2 separate regions of the Homo sapiens genome follow, and region 2 is linked to region 1. A link is an interaction called in ENCODE POLR2A ChIA-PET data of the cell type or tissue named here. Cell type or tissue: Panc1. All regions are shown on one strand. Links, peaks and the distances in the headings refer to the core of each region. The heading gives the core; the rest is flanking DNA.

The links. ChIA-PET counts read pairs that join two places held together with the same protein. Peaks named below come from ENCODE experiments on the same cell type or tissue, not always from the same donor. Only the 100,000 strongest peaks of a DNase experiment are listed, where the experiment ranks them.
Region 2: POLR2A ChIA-PET joins it to region 1 with 11 read pairs; 9 of 35 experiments call an interaction of 5 or more read pairs at or near these places.

What each region holds. Positions count from the first base shown.
Region 1 is chr11:1,277,355-1,280,257 of GRCh38, reverse strand. The region is part of intron 5 of TOLLIP (toll interacting protein); the gene reads left to right. Among named protein-coding and RNA genes, the nearest start is that of MIR6744, 22 kb to the right of the region's middle. In Panc1, for the core only: no CTCF peak of the experiment used is centred there; no DNase peak of the experiment used is centred there.
Region 2 is chr11:1,383,779-1,386,681 of GRCh38, reverse strand. No RefSeq gene overlaps it. Among named protein-coding and RNA genes, the nearest start is that of BRSK2, 4.7 kb to the left of the region's middle. RefSeq lists a silencer at 2,366-2,539. In Panc1, for the core only: no CTCF peak of the experiment used is centred there; no DNase peak of the experiment used is centred there; H3K4me3 peaks cover 27 bases; H3K27ac peaks cover 701 bases.

The DNA of each region.
Region 1 (2,903 bases), core at 173-2,672:
AAGGGCTCACCCAGCGGCCCAGGCATGCTTCCCCTCGCACGTGGAATTCCAGCGAATAGGGAGTTTGCAGCTGAGCAGCACATGCCATTTAAAATACGAAATGGTTCCATTCAAAATGAGAATTGGATGCTTAAAAGTTTCCGAGACAAACTATCACATGGAACTCTCTGCTGTTGTGTTTATTAACCCGCTAACTTGGTCGCTTTGAAACAAAGAATCACGTAGGTTTTCTTCTTTGTGATAACGCTCTGTGGAGTGAGAAGCAGCAACAAGCCTTGGGAGTTCCGGAACAGTCTCTGAGCTGGACGGTCGTCCCCACCTGCTCTTTGGATGTCTTTCCACTGTGGTGCGAGACGTCTGGAGCCCAGGGCCACATGCCTTCAGCCTGAGCAGGGCTGATGCTCCCCTGCCCACCGGCGGCCGGGACTTACCATGCTGCGTGGTCTGAGATCAGGGCCTTCTCGGAGCAATTTTTCCTGAATGGAAAAGGGACAAGTTTTGGTTTTCCTGGGTATCCTTGTGTTTGTCAGTAGAGAATTTGATTTTGCCAAGATATGACAGCAGATTCACACGGCGTGAAGAACGTGAGGTGGGGCCTGTCCTGTGCTGCACATCCGTCCGCGTGCGTGCAGGTGGCTGGTGGGGCTGAGCGCGGCAGATGGCAGGGACACAGCAAAGCCGCCCATCACTCCTCCCAGGGCCGCTACAGGTGGGCTCTGGGCTGCCCCGGGCTCCCATGGCGTCCTCTCTGCCCACATTTTGGGGACTTTGCTCTCCGCCAGGCCCCAGAGCTCCTGGTCTGTCCTCCTGAAGTCCCCAGGCAGCCTTGACACATACGCTCACCGTTCCCGGAGGGCTTGATGGACACATCCGTGCTTGGTAACCAGGATGGGCCGGCTCAGGCCAGGCACATGGCCTCTGCCCTGCAGGAAGGAGGGGAGTGAGCCAGGCCACTGCCCCTCAGCCCACACCGTGGAAGCACCCACCTCTTCCCCCGGGGGTGCCTGCTCCCCAAGTGAGTGTGTTGGGGCCGTGCTGTTGGGATTCACTTGAGGGCCAGTCGGCGCCACATCCCCTCATTGTCAGCAGAGCAGGTTTCTCGGGACACCCCAGGCCGTGACGTCGCAGCGTCACAGCCACCGTCATCGATTTTGCAGCAGTTCCCCTCCTCCTGTCCCTTCCCCATCAGACTGGTAAAGGCTGGAGAGAGTGGGAGCACGGTGCCTCCGTTCCTCATGTTGCCACGCTGTGGGGAGACGTGTGGGCAGGGACAGGCGATGGCCGAGCCCCATTCCTCTTGTTGCCATGCTGTGGGGAGCTGTATGGGCAGGGACAGGTGATGGCCAAGTTCCTGCCCGCCTGCCAGCCGGGGCGCCCAAAAAGCCACGGGGATCCCAGGGGTCCCTCCAGGACAGACAGCGCCCAAGCCTTTGTCTTGTTTGAGGAAGAAGAAAGGGTGGTGAGGGTGGCCACGTCCCCACCTGGCCATGGTTCGGTTCGTTTTCCGTCATTGCCGAAAGGCTGATGAGCATGGGGATGATGCTTCCCCAGTGAGGTGAGGTGTCCAGTGGCCAGGACAAGAGGCAGGTGTGGGTGTGGAGGAAAGGTGGGCCTGGCCCTGAGAGAGCCGAGAAGCAGAGGAGGCAGGGGTGGGTGTGGAGGAAGAGTCGGCCTGGCCTAGAAGGAGCCGGGAAGCGGTGGCCTTCCTTGCTGAGGAGTCCTGGCCTTTGCAGCAGGTGCAGGAGGCTTGGTGGCAAGCCCTGTCTGCTCCGTTTACACCCCTGCAGGTCTTGTTGCTGGTGTTGGTTCAGGCCAGGATTGAAGTGGCTTCTGCTGCCTTTAGGATCCTCCAAGTGTAGAAAGGAACAAAAGTCCTATCCTAAGATTGGGGCTCTAGCGCTCCAGTGATCCTAGCTGGGAGATGGTTCGTGCTTTTAAAGGTGAATGAACGGGTGAGCAGTGAACCCTTGCACTGCTGCAGCTGCTGCTGCAGGAGGAGCTCTGTGCCTCGCTGGTCGCCGAGCCCCGCGCACGCTGCCTGTGCTCTGTGCCTCACTGGTCGCTGAGCCCCGCGCACGCTGCCTGTGCTCAGGGCTGCTCGTGGTTTTAGGGAGCGGCCACCAGGCTGGGAGGCGAGTCTTAAGTCCGGCCACACGGTGCCTTCAGGGGTGTGTGTGCTGCAGTGGCTGAACCGCCGTGCGTCTCCTGCTCGATAGATTGCATCTCAGTGTGTCCTCCCGCATCAGACATGGGGCGAGGGGCCTGCGTAGCTGTGGGGTGGAGATGCCAGGAACCCTGGACGGTGGCCCCAGTGCACTGAGGGTCCACTGTACACCGCACCTGCTGCCCCACTTGTTTGAGTTTTGTGAGCATTTTCTTGGTGTAGTTTGTATGTGTGTGTGGGGTTGTCATTCTGGGCATCGGCTGCAGCTTTGCTGAGGTCTTCAGTGCCTGTGGTGATTGTTCCCCACCGGCACACAGTTTAGTGACACACTTGCCAAGCTGCAAAAGCATCTTCTAGAATGCCTGATAAAGGAAGAGGCTCAGACCGTGCAGTGTTTGGATCAGCGGGCGTGACATTCCGTGTAGTCCGTCCCCAGATGCAGAGGACTCTGTGAGCCCACTGGTCAGTGAAGACGAGCGTGTGCAGTGCAAATTCACGAGTTCTGAAGGGATCAAAACACCACCCCCAGCCTGCTAGTTATAAAACAGACTCGGGTGAGATTTGAAAGATCAAACTTTGATTTTTATATGGAAGGAAGATGAGTTAGTGAAGGAGGCGTCACAGAGGGCCCTGCCCACCTTCCCCGTGGCTGTGCCTGGGGTTGCTGTTTGGGGGTTTGCCTTTCCAGGGTGTCTTGCGGGACTGGTGTTTGCTGAGACCCGAGGTGGCCCCTTCCTCA
Region 2 (2,903 bases), core at 290-2,789, 110 kb before region 1:
TCTCGGCTGACTGCAAGCTCCGCCTCCCGGGTTCACGTCATTCTCCTGCCTCAGCCTCCCAAGTAGCTGGGACTACAGGTGCCCGCCACCACGCCCGGCTAATTTTTTTTTATTTTTAGTAGAGGCGGGGTTTCACCGTGTTAGCCAGGATGGTCTCGATCTCCTGACCTCATGATCCACCCGCCTCGGCCTCCCAAAGTGCTGGGATTACAGGCGTGAGCCACCGTGCCCAGCCAAAAAGGAAATTTTAGGTGATCTTTATTAGAAGATAACATTAATGGCCGGGCACGGTGGCTCACGTCTGTAATCCCAGCACTTTGGGAGGCTGAGGCGGGCAGATCACCTGAGGTCAGGAGTTCGAGACCAGCCTGGCCAACCTGGTGAAACCCTGTCTCTACTAAAAATACAAAAATTAGCTGGGTTTGGTGATGGGCACCTGTAATCCCAGCTACTCAGGAGGCTCAGGCAGGAGAATCGCTTGAACCCACGAGGCAGAGTTTGCAGTGAGCCGAGATCATGCCATTGCACTCCAGCCTGGGCAACAAGAGCAAAACTCCATGTCAGAAAGTAAAACAAGAAGATAACATTATTGTCTGCAGAAAATTCTAAGCTACAAACTGGTACTAAAACGAATAAGTAAGTTTACCAAAGCCACAGGGTACAAAGCCAAAAAAAGGTCAATTCTATTTGTGTGCTAACCATCAATTAGAAGTTGAAATTATGAAAACAGTACCACTTACAAAGAGAATTTAAAAACCACGAAATACTAGGGGTAAATTTATCAGAATTTGCATGAGATCTGTACACAAAAAACGATTATACATCTCTCAGTATATTAAGTGAGACTTAACAAGGCCCAAGTAATCGATTTAATTTTAATTTGATTTTTTAAATTTTCTCTTTTTTTTTTTTTTTTTTTTTAGAAATTGACAAGCTGCCAGGTGCAGTGGCTCATGCTTGTACTGCCAGCACTTTGGAAGGCCAAGGTGGGAGGATAGCTTGAGCCCAGGAATTTGAGACCAGCCTGGGCAGCATAGCAAGACTCCATCTGATATAGTTTGGGTATTTGTCCCCGCCCAGACATATGTTGAAATGGAATCTTCAGTGTTGGAGATGGGGCCTGCTGGGAGATGTTTTGGTCATGGGGTGGATTCCTCGGGGCTTGGTGCTGTCCTTGCAATGGTGAGTATTCGTGAGATCTGGTTAAGTGGGAGCCTCCCCTCCCACTCTCTCTTGCTCCCACTTCTGCCGTGTGAGACCCCTGCTCCCCCTTTGCCTTCCACCGTTATTGGAAGCTTCCGGATGCCATGCTTCCTTTACAGCCTGCAGAACCATAAGCCAATTAAACCTCTTTTTAAAATAAACTACCAGTCTCAGGTATTTATAGCAACACAAGAACAGCCTAACACATTATCTCTATGAAAAATAAAAATAAAATAGCCAGGCATGGCTACACACCAGGACTCCACACTTGTAGTCCCAGCTCCCTGGGAGGCTGAGGTGGGAGAATTGCTTGAACTGGAGAGATGGAGGCTTCAGTGAGCCACCATAGAGCCACTACGCTCCAGCCTGGGCAACAGAGTGAGACCCTGCCTCAAAAAAATGATGACGGAAATTTAGACGACACAAAGCACCTCGAACTCTCAGACGTTGCAGATGGGAGTGCAAAATGATGCTTTGGGAACCAGTCTGTCAGTTTCTTATAAAATTAGACACACCGTTACCATACGATCCAACAATCCCTCTTACAGCTATTTTCCCAAGAAAAAGAAAACTTACGGCCACACACAACTTGCATGCAAATGTTCATAGCCACTTTATTAGTAACAGCCAAGAAGTGGAAAGAACCCCGTTGTCCTTGGGTGATGACTGGACAGACAGGCTGTGGTGCACCCACACGGGGAACGCGACTCAGCCGTGACCACAGCGGGCCAGGAAGCGTGGCTGAGATGTGGGCAAATCTCAAACACATTAGGCCAAGTGAAAGAATCTGGCCTCAGAAAGCCATGTGCTGTATGATTCTATTTCTATGATATTATGGAAAAGGCAAAACTGTAGCTACAGAAGGCAGAGGGGTGGCTGTGGGTCCAGGGCGATAGGAATTCTTGCACATCCTGACGGCTGGCTTGTTTGCTAAACTCATCGAATCATATACGTACAATCTTACTTCAGTAAAGCTGCGCAGAGGCTCTTCTGAGCTCCACCCAGAAGAGCCTGTGGGCCACGCGGGGAGACACACCTGGGTGCACCGGGTGCCCTGCCGGCCACAAGGTCCATGGCAACCCAAGGGGAAGCCCCGCCTTTGGGTGGGTGGGTGGGTGGGTGGCAGGGGGAGGGCTTCCTGCAGGAGGCGGCTCCAGCTGCCTGAGGATGTAAGTGCAGGCCAGTGGACAAGTGGGTCATTGAGGCTGGGGGCAGTGGCTCATGCCTGTAATCCCAGCACTGTGGGAGGCCAAGGCAGGCAGATCACCTGAGGTCAGGAGTTCAAGACCAGCCTGGCCAACATGGTGAAACCCCGACTTTATTAAAAATACAAAAATTGGCCTGGCACGGCGGCTCATGCCTGTAATCCCAGCACTTTGGGAGGCTGAGGTGGGCGAATCACGAGGTCAGGAGATCAAGACCTGGCCGGGTTTCACCTGGCTAACACGGTGAAACCCCGTCTCTACTAAAAAAACAAAATACAAAAAAAAAAAAAAAAATTAGCCAGGCGTGGTGGAGGGCACCTGTAGTCCCAGCTACTCGGGAGGAGAATGGCATGAACCCAGGAGGTGGAGTTTACAGTGAGCTGAGATAGCGCCACTGCACTCCAGCCTGGGCGACAGAGGGAGGCCCCGTCTCAAAAAAAAAAAAAAAAATTAGCCGGGCGCGGTGGCACGCACCTGCAGTCCCAGCTACGAGGG